Linked DNA regions of Homo sapiens: all the other regions are linked to region 1. A link is a contact called in ENCODE Hi-C or POLR2A ChIA-PET data. All regions are on one chromosome and are shown on one strand. Each heading gives the region's core, a stretch centred on a gene start or an enhancer-like site at or near the end of the contact. The rest is flanking DNA. Distances are from core to core; before and after follow the strand shown. Region 1 holds the start of STX7 (syntaxin 7). Region 2 holds the start of AHI1-DT (AHI1 divergent transcript). Region 3 overlaps ARHGAP18 (Rho GTPase activating protein 18). Region 4 overlaps LOC101928277 (a long non-coding RNA gene).

The links. Hi-C counts contacts between places; a loop is a spot of excess contacts on that map. ChIA-PET counts read pairs that join two places held with the same protein, here RNA polymerase II (POLR2A). Pooled maps may share reads with other maps.
Region 2: a loop to region 1 is called in a map of B cell, with 18 times the contacts of the local background. The contact joins the promoter of AHI1-DT here to the promoter of STX7 in region 1. A Hi-C loop is called at or near these places in 2 of 168 maps with a recorded cell type or tissue (B cell and naive thymus-derived CD4-positive, alpha-beta T cell) and 9 of 50 pooled maps.
Region 3: a loop to region 1 is called in a pooled map, with 2.3 times the contacts of the local background. The contact joins the enhancer-like site here to the promoter of STX7 in region 1. A Hi-C loop is called at or near these places in 2 of 50 pooled maps.
Region 4: a map with no recorded cell type shows a loop between it and region 1 (6-fold over the local background). The contact joins the enhancer-like site here to the promoter of STX7 in region 1. A Hi-C loop is called at or near these places in 3 of 37 single-sample maps with no recorded cell type and 1 of 50 pooled maps. POLR2A ChIA-PET finds 5 or more read pairs at or near these places in 1 of 52 experiments (CD4-positive, alpha-beta T cell).

What each region holds. Positions count from the first base shown.
Region 1 is chr6:132,511,503-132,514,816 of GRCh38, reverse strand. STX7 (syntaxin 7) reads left to right here and starts at 1,701. Exons shown (of 10, transcript NM_003569.3): 1 at 1,701-1,810. RefSeq lists enhancers at 1,395-1,594, 1,952-2,453 and a silencer at 1,745-2,234.
Region 2 is chr6:135,496,259-135,499,572 of GRCh38, reverse strand. AHI1-DT (AHI1 divergent transcript) reads right to left here and starts at 1,772. Exons shown (of 6, transcript NR_152842.1): 1 at 1,573-1,772; 2 at 1,056-1,169. It overlaps AHI1 (Abelson helper integration site 1), which reads left to right and starts at 1,833. Exons shown (of 29, transcript NM_001134831.2): 1 at 1,833-1,990; 2 at 2,324-2,385. RefSeq lists silencers at 1,493-1,712, 2,063-2,122.
Region 3 is chr6:129,670,368-129,673,681 of GRCh38, reverse strand. The region is part of intron 1 of ARHGAP18 (Rho GTPase activating protein 18); the gene reads left to right. Among named protein-coding and RNA genes, the nearest start is that of ARHGAP18, 38 kb to the left of the region's middle. RefSeq lists a silencer at 611-750. Within about 2 kb of position 1,626, at least 22 of the 41 ENCODE cell types and tissues checked have a DNase peak (open chromatin) inside an H3K27ac peak, as active enhancers do.
Region 4 is chr6:134,869,357-134,872,670 of GRCh38, reverse strand. The region is part of intron 2 of LOC101928277 (a long non-coding RNA gene); the gene reads left to right. Among named protein-coding and RNA genes, the nearest start is that of ALDH8A1, 79 kb to the left of the region's middle. Within about 2 kb of position 1,515, at least 3 of the 41 ENCODE cell types and tissues checked have a DNase peak (open chromatin) inside an H3K27ac peak, as active enhancers do.

The DNA.
Region 1 (3,314 bases), core at 452-2,951:
ATGAGAGATGTTACATAGGAGGTATTTATGGTATTTATATTAATAAGGACACCACAAGTGTGCAGATAACATTCCCCACTCAACAACTTCTGGTTTCCTTCAAAATCTCTCCAAGAAGGCCCAAATCTCGCAAATTACTATTTCTGAAAATCCAAATTACAAGCTTTCAGTCATAGGTAACTTCTGCACATGGAAATGATTTATTTTGGGAGATGTGACATTATCACTCATCAAATTAGGAGACTTTTAAAGCCCTACCACTTTCAAGACACCTGGCTGAATTTAACTTGGTAGCAGCCAGATTCACAGATGGAATACTGTGTCAGGAACTCTTAGTAATTCATTTATCTTAATACTTCTAAATTTTGCAAGTTTGTCTAGACTATAATTCTTTTTTTTCCCATTTGAATACCAAAGGATGAAATCTTATTCTAAGTTTTCAAAAGACCTGGAAGGAATCCACTCATAACATATTTTAAAACAAGGAATTGGAATGAGCCCAAGATGAGGGCTCAGACAGCTAAGTTTTGGGCCCAGCATAGTCAGTAACTATCAGGGTAACTTGAAGAGGCCACTTAATCTCAGGTTCTTCTGTAGTGCATTGTACCTTCCCTCCCCGGAGCCCAGAGTTCTATCAAAGGTAATATGAATGGGTATTTGGAAAGTGCACTAAACCTCACATGGATGTAAGATCCTTTCATGTGTTCCTTCAATGATTGAAATGTTTCTTCCTACGTTCACCAGCCACTTCCTAATTCTCAAGTACAATGCACTACTTTCAGTTCTTTATTTACTTGAACTTTGTGTAACAGGTGACATCATGGACAATTCCCTCCTTTTTTCCTTCATTCTCTAGTTTACCTTTTCCTGGTTTATTTCCTATCTTGTGGGTTACTCGTTTTCAGGGTTATTCTTTCTCTGTCCATCTCTCTTAAGCAGACAACATTCCACACTTAGTGTTGGTGAGTTCCAATCAGAATTCTATCCTGGGTTTTGTTTTTTTCCACCTAAGTGCGTCTGGACTTTTGATATCACCTATCCGGGTAATCATTTTAGAAAATAGTGTTGCCTTAATATAGGCAAAGGCTAAGCCAATCTATCTTCTAATTAATTTGGAGAGGGCTTTCTTTCATTTGTAGCAATTGATGCTTTTCATCTAACAATTACAATATATTTGCATATTTATCATTGGAACTGTCTCTGCTTGTTTTAAACCCTGTGAAAACTACGCCCTGCTTTTCAGGAATGCTTAGAATGACTTGTATGTACTAGGAAAACTTGTTTACAAGTGAGCACCCAGAGATGACTCTTCACTTATTCCTTCATTGTTCCTGCTAGGATTGTGTACTCGCCTTTGCATTTTTCGATAGAGCTGTCAACGCGATCTACTGCAGTTAAAGGTTAGCAAACAAGACAGGCAAGAGCTAATGGGGCGGGGTGAAGACCCGCGTGCAAGAAGGCTGGCTTCACCAGATAAAGAAGACAACTGTCCTCCATTCTGTCCTTTTTTGCACGCAGGCTAAGAGGCGTTCACCATCTCTACGTCAGGCTTCAAAGAACAGCTCCCTTGCAATTTTGCTGATACCCCCATTCCTTAGCTTGGAACCGGAGGGGCGGTGAGGGCCGCTGTCACTCAGCCCCGCGGGCCAATAGAAAAGGGGTGAACCCCGCCTTCTTCCTGAGTTGTGCTGCGGGCATGCGCACTGGGCGTCCCCACGCCACCGCCCATCAGCTGAGAATTGCAGCTGAGGGCTCCGGGGTAGGTGGGTGACGGCGGTCGGAGGTGTAGGAGGGAGCCGTGGAGGTCCAGGTAAGAGGACCCTGGGGAGGGGGCTCCCTGGCCGGGCGACAGGGAGGCGCGGTGCCCCTGCGGCTGCTGCGCCTTCTTGTTTGTGCGCGTGGTCAGGTGGCCGCCGCCCTGCGCTCTGCAGCAGGCACTCGGGAGGCTAGGAAGGGCGGGACTGCCCCAGCTCCCGGAGCGCCTGCGGCTCCCCACGCCCCCCGGCCGGGTGCAAGGGCGCGGCGCGTTCCGCATTCCGGGTGCGCGCGGCTGTGGTCAGGTGGGCCTACCCAGCCACGCACCCGCCGCGGTCCCCTGGGCAGAGCTCCGGAGGCGCACGGCTGGCGGAGCGCACCCCGGGGAGGGCGCCAGAGCCGGCTGGGGCCCAGCTCAGGAATCCAGACACGACCAAATGACCTCTTCCTCTTTTCAACTCACGGATTGAAAAACACACTAAACTTCCCGAATATAGAGGAACTGAAAAATGTATGGCTGTAGCAGGCGAACCGTGTATGTTTATTTATTCAGAGGATCGTAGTATTGTTTTTTTAATTTGGCTTGATGACTTTAACATACTTTGACATTCTTTGAGTATACACCTTTAATTAATTTACATAAAAACCTTTAAACGTACATAAAATATTTCTAGTATTTCCTCCACCTTGTTTTCTAGTTACTTTCTTTAAATTCAGACAAAGAAAAAAAGTTGCATTTCTGATCAAATGCTGTGTGTTTTTTCCCACAAATTTCTTACATTTGTTTGGCTCTTATCTGTATACGTTAATTTTTGTTTACCTCAGATCGTTGTATTCTGACTATAATTATATATAATATATAAAACTTGCCCAGAATCTGGAAGAAAAGAAAGTAATTATGAAATGCTGTGCTATTTAATAATGTTGGAAGTGGACATTTCTTCTGCAGGTTCTCTGAGCACACCTGGGCAGAGGCTGATAACGGTGTTAAACTGTGTTTTGTGTTGTGGACAGGCCTTATAGGCTACTTTGAGAAGTTGGCCTCAGACTCGTGACTAGTTAAGAATTATGCTCTTAACTTCACAGTTTCTGTAGAGGTTAATATGATACCATATTAACTGATTAACATCATAATTTTTCCTCAGATATGTTACTTATGTTGCTCTTGATAACAAAATCAATCCTTATTTTGGTTATGACCCCAAACTTTAAGTGCTGATGATTGAAAAGTAAATTATAGAAAATATTCACAGTAAGTCTGAGTGAAGTTTGCTGTGATTCCATTTAATTTGCAAGTTTCATGTGTGAAAGTATGAAAAAAACAATCCTCGGTATTGTGAACTAAAACCAAGTAGTACAAAAGGTCAGTGATGAAAGAGCTAAGGCCAAAGAATACAGTTAATGTAGTTTTTGCAGAGGATACTTATGTAGACAGAGCACCCTCACATTCCTTGAGCATTTACTATGCACCAGGCACTGTAGATTACACAGGATGACAAGGTCATCTCTCTCCTGTTTATATTCCAGAAGTAGCTCCTGTTTGTATTCCAGAGGTGTAG
Region 2 (3,314 bases), core at 523-3,022, 3.0 Mb before region 1:
GGATTGTATTCTGAAACTAACACCCTACTAAGAATGAGCAGTCAGAGTTATAACTTCCCTTTGGAAAAGCAGGTACTTAAATGCAGTTGTGAGGACAGATGAAAAGTACATAAAACACCTACAATGCATACCTCCTAGAAGGAGCTCAATATATGTTATCCATTATTCATTCAACAAATGTTCATGAAATGCCAACTATTTCATAGACACTGTGGTAGATGCTGGGGATAGAGAAAATACAAAGTAAACTATGAAACTATAGAATGAGCATCCAAAGTCTAATATATAGAATGAGTATCCGAAGTCTAATAGGGAGTAGGAGTGTTTGAAGGAGTCAGTCAACCTGCTTAAGATTCAAAGGATGGACAACATTTGGCTGTGATGCAGGAGTGTAAAAGGAGGAATTTTCAGGAAGAGAGGACAATATGAGTAAGGACGGGGCGTGAAAGGCTATGGATTGTTTTTCATGGTACACATAATTCAATGTTGCATAAAACTGCATGGTACACATGATTCAATATTGCATAAAATTGGAACAAGAAGCTAACGAGAGATGAAACTAGTCAGGGAGATGGAGAATCTTGTATCCTAGGCAAAGTAATCATTTTCTCTTACAGATTGCCTTTCAAAAATTTTCAGCAGGAGAGTGCCATTATCCGATTTACATTTTTAGTCAGGTCATTCTGATAGCAGTGTGGAGAATTTAAGAGTCAAACTGGAGTCAGAGAACTGGTAAAGGGCCCATCTGAGGAAGTTAAAAAGAGAGAATGGATATGCTTTGGCATAAGATGCATTTAGGATACTCTACTGTTCTTACTAAAACACTGGGAGGATTGTGGTGGCTTACAGCAAGATAGAAATCTAGGAGAGTATGTTTAGAACGGAAAGTTGAACAGCTCAGTTCGGTACGCATTGGATTAGTAATCTTTCTCGTTGCTTCCTCACAGGATTTAGGGAAGCACAAGACATATAGTTTGTAAGGTGTGGCAATGTCAGTAAGAATGGAAAAGCTGGCCTCCATAAACTCTTACTGTACAAATGAAGCAACAGCTTACAGCGGGTGGCTGTAGGTACAGGAAATGGCCTGTATTCACGAGTGTATTCACGAGTCCACGAGTAGCGCATCTAGTATTTTTCCAGCCCTGGTGACTCAGAGCTGAAGATGGCGCCTGTGGCAGAAATCAGAAAAGTGGGAGGGAGCATTAGGTGTAGAAAAGGATGGCGTTTTAACTTTTGTTTTGTTTTTCACACACAGGGAGATAGCTCTAAAGGAACAGTGGATAATTTTTTCTTAAAATTTTGTCTGTAGTACAACTTCATTTTCCACGCCTTAAAACCATGTTTTCTTTTGTGGGCGCGATCGCGTGGGGAGTGACAAATCTGTTTCTTTGCCTCATTCATTCATTTTCTTATTCTGGGCGGCTTCCATGACAGCCTCCCCAGTTTTCCTTTGCCCAGTCAGTTTTTCCCTGCGCTAGCTACAATTCTAAGGCGAAAAGAGCATTTTCGGAGGTGAGGGCGGGGAAAACTCAAGACTCTGTAGGGGCACCCGCGCATTTCCGGGTCCCTTACCGCTCCGAGTGGAGGAGACTGTTCCCGCTCGCGTGGCCGGGGAGGCGGGAGCCCCCTAAGTTCCCTGAAGCTCGCGCCCGCCTGCGGCCTGAGGGCCCCCGGGCAGGCGCCGCACGGCCCCTCCTCCTGGAAGAAGGCGGTGGAGGCGCGGGGACGGGGCCGCGGTCTTCGCCTAGAGCGCGGGACGCATCGGTCGCCATGGGAACGGCGGCGTAGGCAGGCGCTGACGTCAGCAGGCGGCGCGCTGTCCGCACTGCGGCACAGAGCCGCGGCTTGCTTTCAGGACACGGGTCGCTGGCGGGTTAGGTGGCTGCGTGGCCGCCTCACTTCGCGCACGCGCCGCTAGGCTGGGGGAGTTGATTTGCACTGCTCCGGGTGTCGGCTCCGGCGGGACGGGCGGTTCTGCGTACCCCTCTCCGTGAGTACATCATGGGTGCGCTGGTGGCGGGAGCGCGGGCCGGGGTGCTCGGCCTGCCCGGCCCTCTCCTGGGCGGCGTGTCGGGGCTGCTGGAGTCCGAGAGCGCGGAGGCTGATAGCGTAGTGACCGACGAGCGTGGGCCGGGTGTCCCGGGGGAATGCGATTTCTGAGAGTCCTCACCGTACTTTTGCGCTTCTTTCACTGGTCTCCGTGTCCCCGGAGAGTTGAGCATGGTGCTCTGATAGAGAATTCAATCTTTGCCTTTCCTACTCCCGATTCTTATTTAAATGCTTTTAAATCAGATGTGTACTGAGTGTGTTTATTTCCTTTTAGAGTGTCAACCTGGGGCTGAATCTTCAACCTGTCAAAGCCTTCTTAATTATGTCTGAGAAAAGGTGATCAATTTGTTATATTTATAAGAGCCAAATTATATTAATAGGGTTGTTTCGAGATGCATAAAAATAGAACAAAAATGTAGACCATTTAAGAATCCTTATCAAAGGTTGTGCTGCGTTTAGCATTCCTGTAAAAACATCTATTGTGAAAATAAAGCTTTCCCCTTTCTTTTGAGAAAGAGATGCCAACGATTTTTTCACCTGTTGCATTAACAGTTGCTGTTACTGCTTGGGCGTTAGGAGGAAGATTGCTTCTTATGAGTACTCTGGGAAATTTTTTAAAGAATGCTTGAAAGAAATTCAAATACCAAAAGTGTTTTTAAACCATACCTAGAATCTTGTTTATGAGGAATAATATTTATGAAGTTAGAATCTTGTTTACTTATGAAGAATCTTGTTGATTTATTCATTGAATTTTGTATACAGGATTTTTGTTTGTCTTTTTTTCCCTTGCGATAACATTTGGTTAAGGAGCGAATTATCAAGCCTCTCAGTTTTTTCTCCCAATGATATTGAGCCACATATTGGCTGATAATCAGGTTGTCTGTAAAATAAAATGAGATGAAATGTAATCCATTTAATTTTCCTGTGTAATATCTCTTAGACGCTCCTGTGAAAGGGTTTGTGAGGGAGAAGTTGTAAAATAATGGAATATATAAGAATCAGAGGTGTCTTTTAAAGTCCTATCTGATTTTTTGCAGAGGTTACTAATCAAATATTAGCCGTTAATTCTATCATGTTTGCTGTAGTACATATTAAGATTTAGAGATGGCTGAGCGCAGTGGGTCACGCCTGTAATCCTAGCACTTTGGGAGGCTAAAGTGGGTGGATCACTTGAGGTCAGGAGTTCAGTATCAGCCTGGCCAATGTTGGTGAAACCCCATCTCTACTAAAAATACAAAAATTAGCTGGGTGTGATGGCCCACACC
Region 3 (3,314 bases), core at 377-2,876, 2.8 Mb after region 1:
AAGCAAATGGTAAAAATAAGTGCATGAAAAGAATAGAAATAATTGAATCTGATCATTCTGATCATTCAAGGCATTTACCATATAAATAGTTGAGATCTGAGAAGTTTCATTGAGACAGATAAGAGCTTAAAAATGTATGAATCATTGTTGACTAATAGTTAAGGCATGCAGGCACACTTAGAAATGTGATTTCCTTTACTCTATCCTTCCTATAAAGAGAAAAAACACTTTTAAAATAAACCTGGTTTGAAACCAAAATGCTGTACAACTTAACCTTCATTTGGGACATTGATTTGGCTACTCTATTTAAGACTTTTTTTTTTTTTTTGGCATGACTATTTTGTCCTGGGAAGCAAGCTGCAGATGGCTTTTGACTTGGGGAAAAAAAAATGAGAAAGAAATTAACAAGGGAAATAGGAACTGGATATTTGTATTAATTTCCATGTAGTATGAAAATACGTAGCAAACAAAAATATTTCCATTTTTAAGCACTAGATGAAGGACATTGTGAAGCATAATAGACTTATCTTTCTAAAATTTATGCAGAAGCATATTTTTAAAGAAAAACAATTCTGATCTTTTGAAAGGTCTGTAAATGCTATGAAATGAGTCATTGGTGTATTCAAAAGAAACTGGGCAGGAAGTGGAGAGACCCATGTTTCAGCTTTCTCTGCAGACAACTGGTTATATCACTGGAGACTGCTTGCTCCCTTCTCTGAGTTCCAGTTTCTCCATCTGTAAAATAAAATGACTTGACTAGGTAATCTGTAGATTTCTTTCTTCTCTGAAAGTCTGTCGTTGTTAATAAGTTGAGAATTCAGAGATTAATATGTGCTAAGGTCTTGAAAGCTTTACTGAGGATATTAACAAGAACCAGATTTTGAAGGAAATATGTTTTTTGAGAAAGAGGGCATTCTTCTTAGCCATAGAGCATGAACAAAGACATTATTGGAAGGAGCATCCTCATTATTTATTGCCTAATTATTATAAAAGCAAAGTTGTTTCCTATAGGTTGATTGAATTAGGCATTAGCTCAGCATACTGGGGACAGCCATTGGAAAAAAATGTTTAAACAACTAGAACTACACTGAATAGAATCGTACTGTGTTTGGTGAGTAGGAAGTATTGCAAGCCTGTGTAGATATGGAACTTAATATACGTCACACTTCTGTGTAGTAAGGACTAAGGAAAAAGCCAACAGTGGGTGTCAACCAAGACCCATGTTACACATAATGGGTAATGTTGAGGGAGCAATGCTGAATGAGTTCTCTTGGGTGCTGAGTTGGGAGTGGGAAGGAAGGAACTGACATAAAGGGATGGAACTGGAAGGTCCCAGAGACAGTGAGGAGGCTGTGCTAAGTTAGAGATCTTTGTGATCTGAGTTAAGGCCAAGGTTGTGGCCACATTAGTGAGACTTGATGTACCGTGGAGAGTAAGGTTGGCACACACAATTCAGAAGAACCTGGGATGGGTGGGGTCAGAGGGACACAGACGGTTAAATTTGAATGGCGATGATTGCAGAGGACATAGATGAAAAATCTGAGCCAGGAGTAGAAGAAAGGGGAGAGGAAGCGTGTGTGTGTGCGCGTGTACGTGTGGGTGGTGATATGAGACTGGTTTCTGGAACCCACTTTGTCATGGTTTGTGACCTGTTCCTGCTGTGAGTGTTGTAATCACTTAACCTCTCCGAACTTCTGTGTTCTCAGAGGCAAAATGGGGTGAACTAGATCAGTACTTCTCAGTAGTGCCCTCTAAAGGGTATTTTGAGAATTTGTGGGGGTGTTTTATGTTGTCCCATCATTTGCAGGGCAGGTTCCAGCTGTGTTAGACATTCTACAATTTCAGGACAGACTTGCCAAACAAAGAATTGTCTGGTGTCTAGAATGACCTATTTGGCATTCCTGAGAAGATGTCATGTACAAGTCAGTCTCACCTCTGCTTAATCTAACTCAAGTTTTTTATTTTTTATTTTTAGAGACAGAGTCTTACTCTGTTTACCCAGGCTGGAGTGCAGGTAAACGATCATAGCTCACTGTAGCCTCTAGCTCCTGGGCTCAAGCAATCCTCCCACCTCAGCCTCCCGAGTAGCTATTAATAGAACTATAGGCTCACATCACTGCACCTGGGTAATTTTTAATTTTTTTTTATAGAGATGAGGTCTTGCTTTGTTGCCCAGGCTGATCTTGAACCCCCAGGCTCAAGCAGTCTTCCCACTTTAGCCTCCCAAAGCACTGAGGTTATAGGCATAAGCCACTGCGCCTGGCCCTAATTCACATCTTCATTTGTGAAGATGAACACACGTGTCCCTTTATCCTTTTAATTTTTGTATTTCTCATGCAGAATGTTTTCTGATCTTATTTTTTTCCAAATGTGAACTCATTCTATAGGTAAATATAATAAACAGTTGACCACTTCATTTTATGTCTGTTAGTGTCCAGGCACATATTGAGAAACCTATTTTAAATTATTTTCCTTTATTTCTCCTTAATATTATCATAAAGGGCATATGCATACACACAGGATTATGTATAGATAAATTACTTGAACTTTACTTCAGAATCATAAAGGTGAAGATTATAAAATAGGTATTAGGTTAAAGACAAGTGTGTTAAGGTTGACAGCCACTGAACTAGAGGGTGTCCATGGCTTCTAACTCCTGACATCTCTAAGATACTGTAACTGCAAATGTTATGATTTGAAGAGGTAGGTTTTCTATCTTGGGAAGGGCTTAGTACTGGGAAGTGTTAAAAACTGACATCAGATTGGGAATTGGGTAAAAGTCAGCTACTTCTTGGGACTCCAGGAAGGCCTGAGGAAGTAGAGATCTGTGTGGAGGGGAGGAACCTGAGGGGGTCTTGACGGGGAGCTGGGTTCCTGCTGATGCCAGCAGGTGAGAATAGGGGAGCAGAGCATTGTGATTTGGCAGCTCCTAGAGGAGGGGAGTAGGCTGAGAAAGTCTTGGTGGGGGGAGGCAGTAAAAAAAAAAAAAAAAAGAGTTACGACTTCACATACTTTTGGTGAATCTGAATGAGTCTCCTTTTGATGCGAAGTAGGTGGTATAAGAGACTTTTCAAATAATTTAACTGTCCACCAACGTAGCCTTCTCTTCAGGCAGTTTGTTTTGCTTTTAAATTATGAGAGGGTACCACCCTCCATCCTCGGTGTGAATATTCTCTACCAGAATGCAGGAAAAACGTTACCTGTGATATGTGATCTTCCTTTTCATTTTAATGGGCACATTGTTGCCACTCAGTTCTGAAATAGAGAATTTCTCCATCTTCCACTTCGTTAACTTTGCACAATATATTGAAGAA
Region 4 (3,314 bases), core at 266-2,765, 2.4 Mb before region 1:
GTGCTACTGCTGCTTGGACTGCTGTTGCAGTCCAACCTAGTACTGGCACCATATGGTTTGAAACCGGGTATGGACAAAGTAGCTAATGGGCTGAACTCAGGGCAGTGTGAATGGTGATGACCAAGGTGGTGACACCTATGGTAATCTGCACCAATAGCTGGGCAGTTTATTGAGGCTTAACCTTGTGGTTAACTACCTGCAAGTTACAGAAGTAGCTAGTTAGTCACCATTCCATGTGGGGCCAAGCCATAGGGAAAGACCTGAAGGAGGAAGGATGACCTTCTCCAACCACGTGTGGGGACAAAAGGTAACCTGTTGTTGCCTGCCCCAATGCCCCTAAAGGTAGGAAAATAAAAACCTGGCTTAATGTATAAAGCAGCATTGGGGTAACGTCACCTTGGGGTGGTTGCCCGCCATAACCTGGAGTTGTTGCTCCCTGTAGTACTGCTGTGGCCTCTGGATCCAGGGTTCTGCCCTGCAGGCATGTCTCCCACTAGAACTCCCTTGGCCTACAGGGTGGAATGTAAGGCCTATATGTCAGACCTGTGTGTCCAAAGCCTATGTCTCGCTCAGCCTAGGGGGTGGAGTGTAAGGAAAATGGATTTGCTGCAGTCAAGAATAGGCCAAAGGCCGGGCACGGTGGCTCACGCCTGTAATCCCAGCACTTTGGGAGGCCGAGGCGGGTGGATCATGAGGTCAGGAGATCGAGACCATCCTGGCTAACAAGGTGAAACCCCGTCTCTACTAAAAATACAAAAAATTAGCCGGGCGCGGTGGCGGGCGCCTGTAGTCCCAGCTACTCGGGAGGCTGAGGCAGGAGAATGGCGTGAACCCGGGAAGCGGAGCTTGCAGTGAGCCGAGATTGCGCCACTGCAGTCCGCAGTCCGGCCTGGGCGACAGAGCGAGACTCCGTCTCAAAAAAAAAAAAAAAAAAAAAAAAAAGAATAGGCCAAGGTAGATATCCAGTCCAGCATGACTGAGCAAGTTTGGAGCACAGGAGCACAACTCCACACATTATGTAATCACACCATGTGAGGCGCATTAGGTGATCACCCACATGAGCTTGTGCTTGGCTCGGACCCACTATTGTCTGTACAAGGTATAATTACCCTACTGATGCTGTACATACAGCTTGCACCTGGGCTCACTCGTGCCCAGAGGGAGAGTAAAGCCATGTCGAAACTGTCTACGATTCCTCGAGTGTTTTTCCAGCTACCCACCACTCACCCACTGACTCCCCTCAGACCTCAGTTAGAACCTGACACTGACTAAGACACAGTCATAGCTCAGAGGATGTTTGATTTCTTATCCTGGACACTGAAAGCAGTTACATGGATTCTAGCATACTTTGGCATAATTTCTCCTCCTGCATACCTTATGGGGTGAGGATATAGAATATGTCCCCGTTGCTAATCTCTAAGTGAACTCTGTACCTTTAAATCTTCATGGACAAGCATCCTTGTGGTTTTCACCAGGTGCACTCAATCTAGAACAGGAAGGAGTGTGGATGAAGTTTCTTGTGTTAAGCAATAACAGATGTATGTATCCAGTGCTGTGCCGGTCAATGTTTAAAGCTCAGCTCTGGTGGAGGTGGGGTCTAGGAAGCCCTGATTTGTAGCGTTTGCCATTTTCTGTGGTGTAAATATTTTTACCATGCTGATTTTAAACCAAAAGTGTAACATCATTGAACATACTTTGGGAAGAGATGCTACCCAGCTCTTGCAAGCTGATGCGAACTGGTTCCAGCACCTCCCAGTTTACACCCAGTTACAGACAGATTGGGATAAACACATTTATGTTACAGTGGGAATTTCATAGGTTAAAACATTACAGTAAAGAAGTTTGACGGGAAAGTCATTGTGGGGGTATTATTAGTCAGCAGGTGACTATAAATAGGAAGCACAGGTGTGTTTGTGTTCTCAGTGGAGGGCCCTGCTGCTGTTCACTCACTCCGGGTTTCAGATGCAAAGTGAAGGCAGCCTGGTGATCCTAGAATCCTGATACATTGTCACAGCGTCTGAACTATTGGATATGTTGGCTTACTATTTGCAAATAAAGCTTCAGTTATAGCTTGAAGCTTATTTTATCCTTTCTCAAATTAGTTTTATGTCGAATTAGCAACATAAGGTGAGAATGAAAAAATTAACTAAAAATGACAGAACAACTAACGTGGTTTCTTGTTTTCCTTCTTTTCTTCTTTTTTTTTGTTTTTTGTTTTATGTTGTTTTTGAGACAGTCTTGCTCTGTCTTTCAGGCTGGAATGCAGTGGTCCAATCTCGGCTTACTGCAACCTCTGCCTCCCAGGTTCAAGTGATTCTCCTGCCTCAGCCTCCTGAGTACCTGGGATTACAGGCTTGTGCCACCACGCCCCACTAATTTTTTTTTTGAAACAGTATCTCACTCTATTGCCCAGGCTGGAGTGCAGTGGCACGATCATGGTTCACTGCAACCTCCACCTCCTGGGCTCAAACGATTCTCATGCCTCAGCCTCACGAGTAGCTGGTACTAGAGGCGTGTGCCACCATGCCCGGCTAATTTTTTGTATTTTTAGTTGAGACGGGTTTTCACCATGTTGCCCAGGCTAGTCTCGAACTCCTGAGCTCAGGCAGTCTGCCCACCTCGGCATTCCAAAGTGCTAGGGCTACAGGCGTGAGCCACCATGCCCGGCCATAATTTTTGCATTTTTAGTAGACACGGGGTTTCACCATGTTGGCCAGGCTGGTCTTGAGCTCCTCACCTCAAGTGATCCACCTGCCTCAGCCTCCCGAAGTGCTAGGATTACAGGCATGAGCCACACCCCCGGCCAACTAACATGGTTTCATTGAAGTTCTCTGAATATACTCCTGAAATTTGACCAAAATCATATAACCAAATCTTGGCATCTAGAACCCAGGAGCTGGCCCGTAATACTTGAAAGAACAAAGTTTGAAGAGAGAAATATATAGAGATAATAAACAGCAGCTATTAAAGTTGTGGTACTTATAAGCCCCTAATGTGGGCTTTGATGAAAATATTAATAGTTTCTAAAAGTGGTTAGAGAAATTATGGAATGAAAGAAGTATCATAAATAAGTTATCATGGAAAACTAGTTAAATTGCAAATTAGTACCCAACTTCTTAAAATGGAATAAGTGCCAATCAAGATCCCTTATATATCTTTATTTTTCATTTAAAATTTTAATTTTATTTTTAAAAATTTTTGAGGTAGGGTCTCACTCTGTTGCCCAGGCTGGAGTACAGTGGTGGGATCATAGCTCACTGCAGCCTTGACTTCCTGGGCTCAAGCGATCCTCCCGCCTCAGCCTCCCAGGTAGC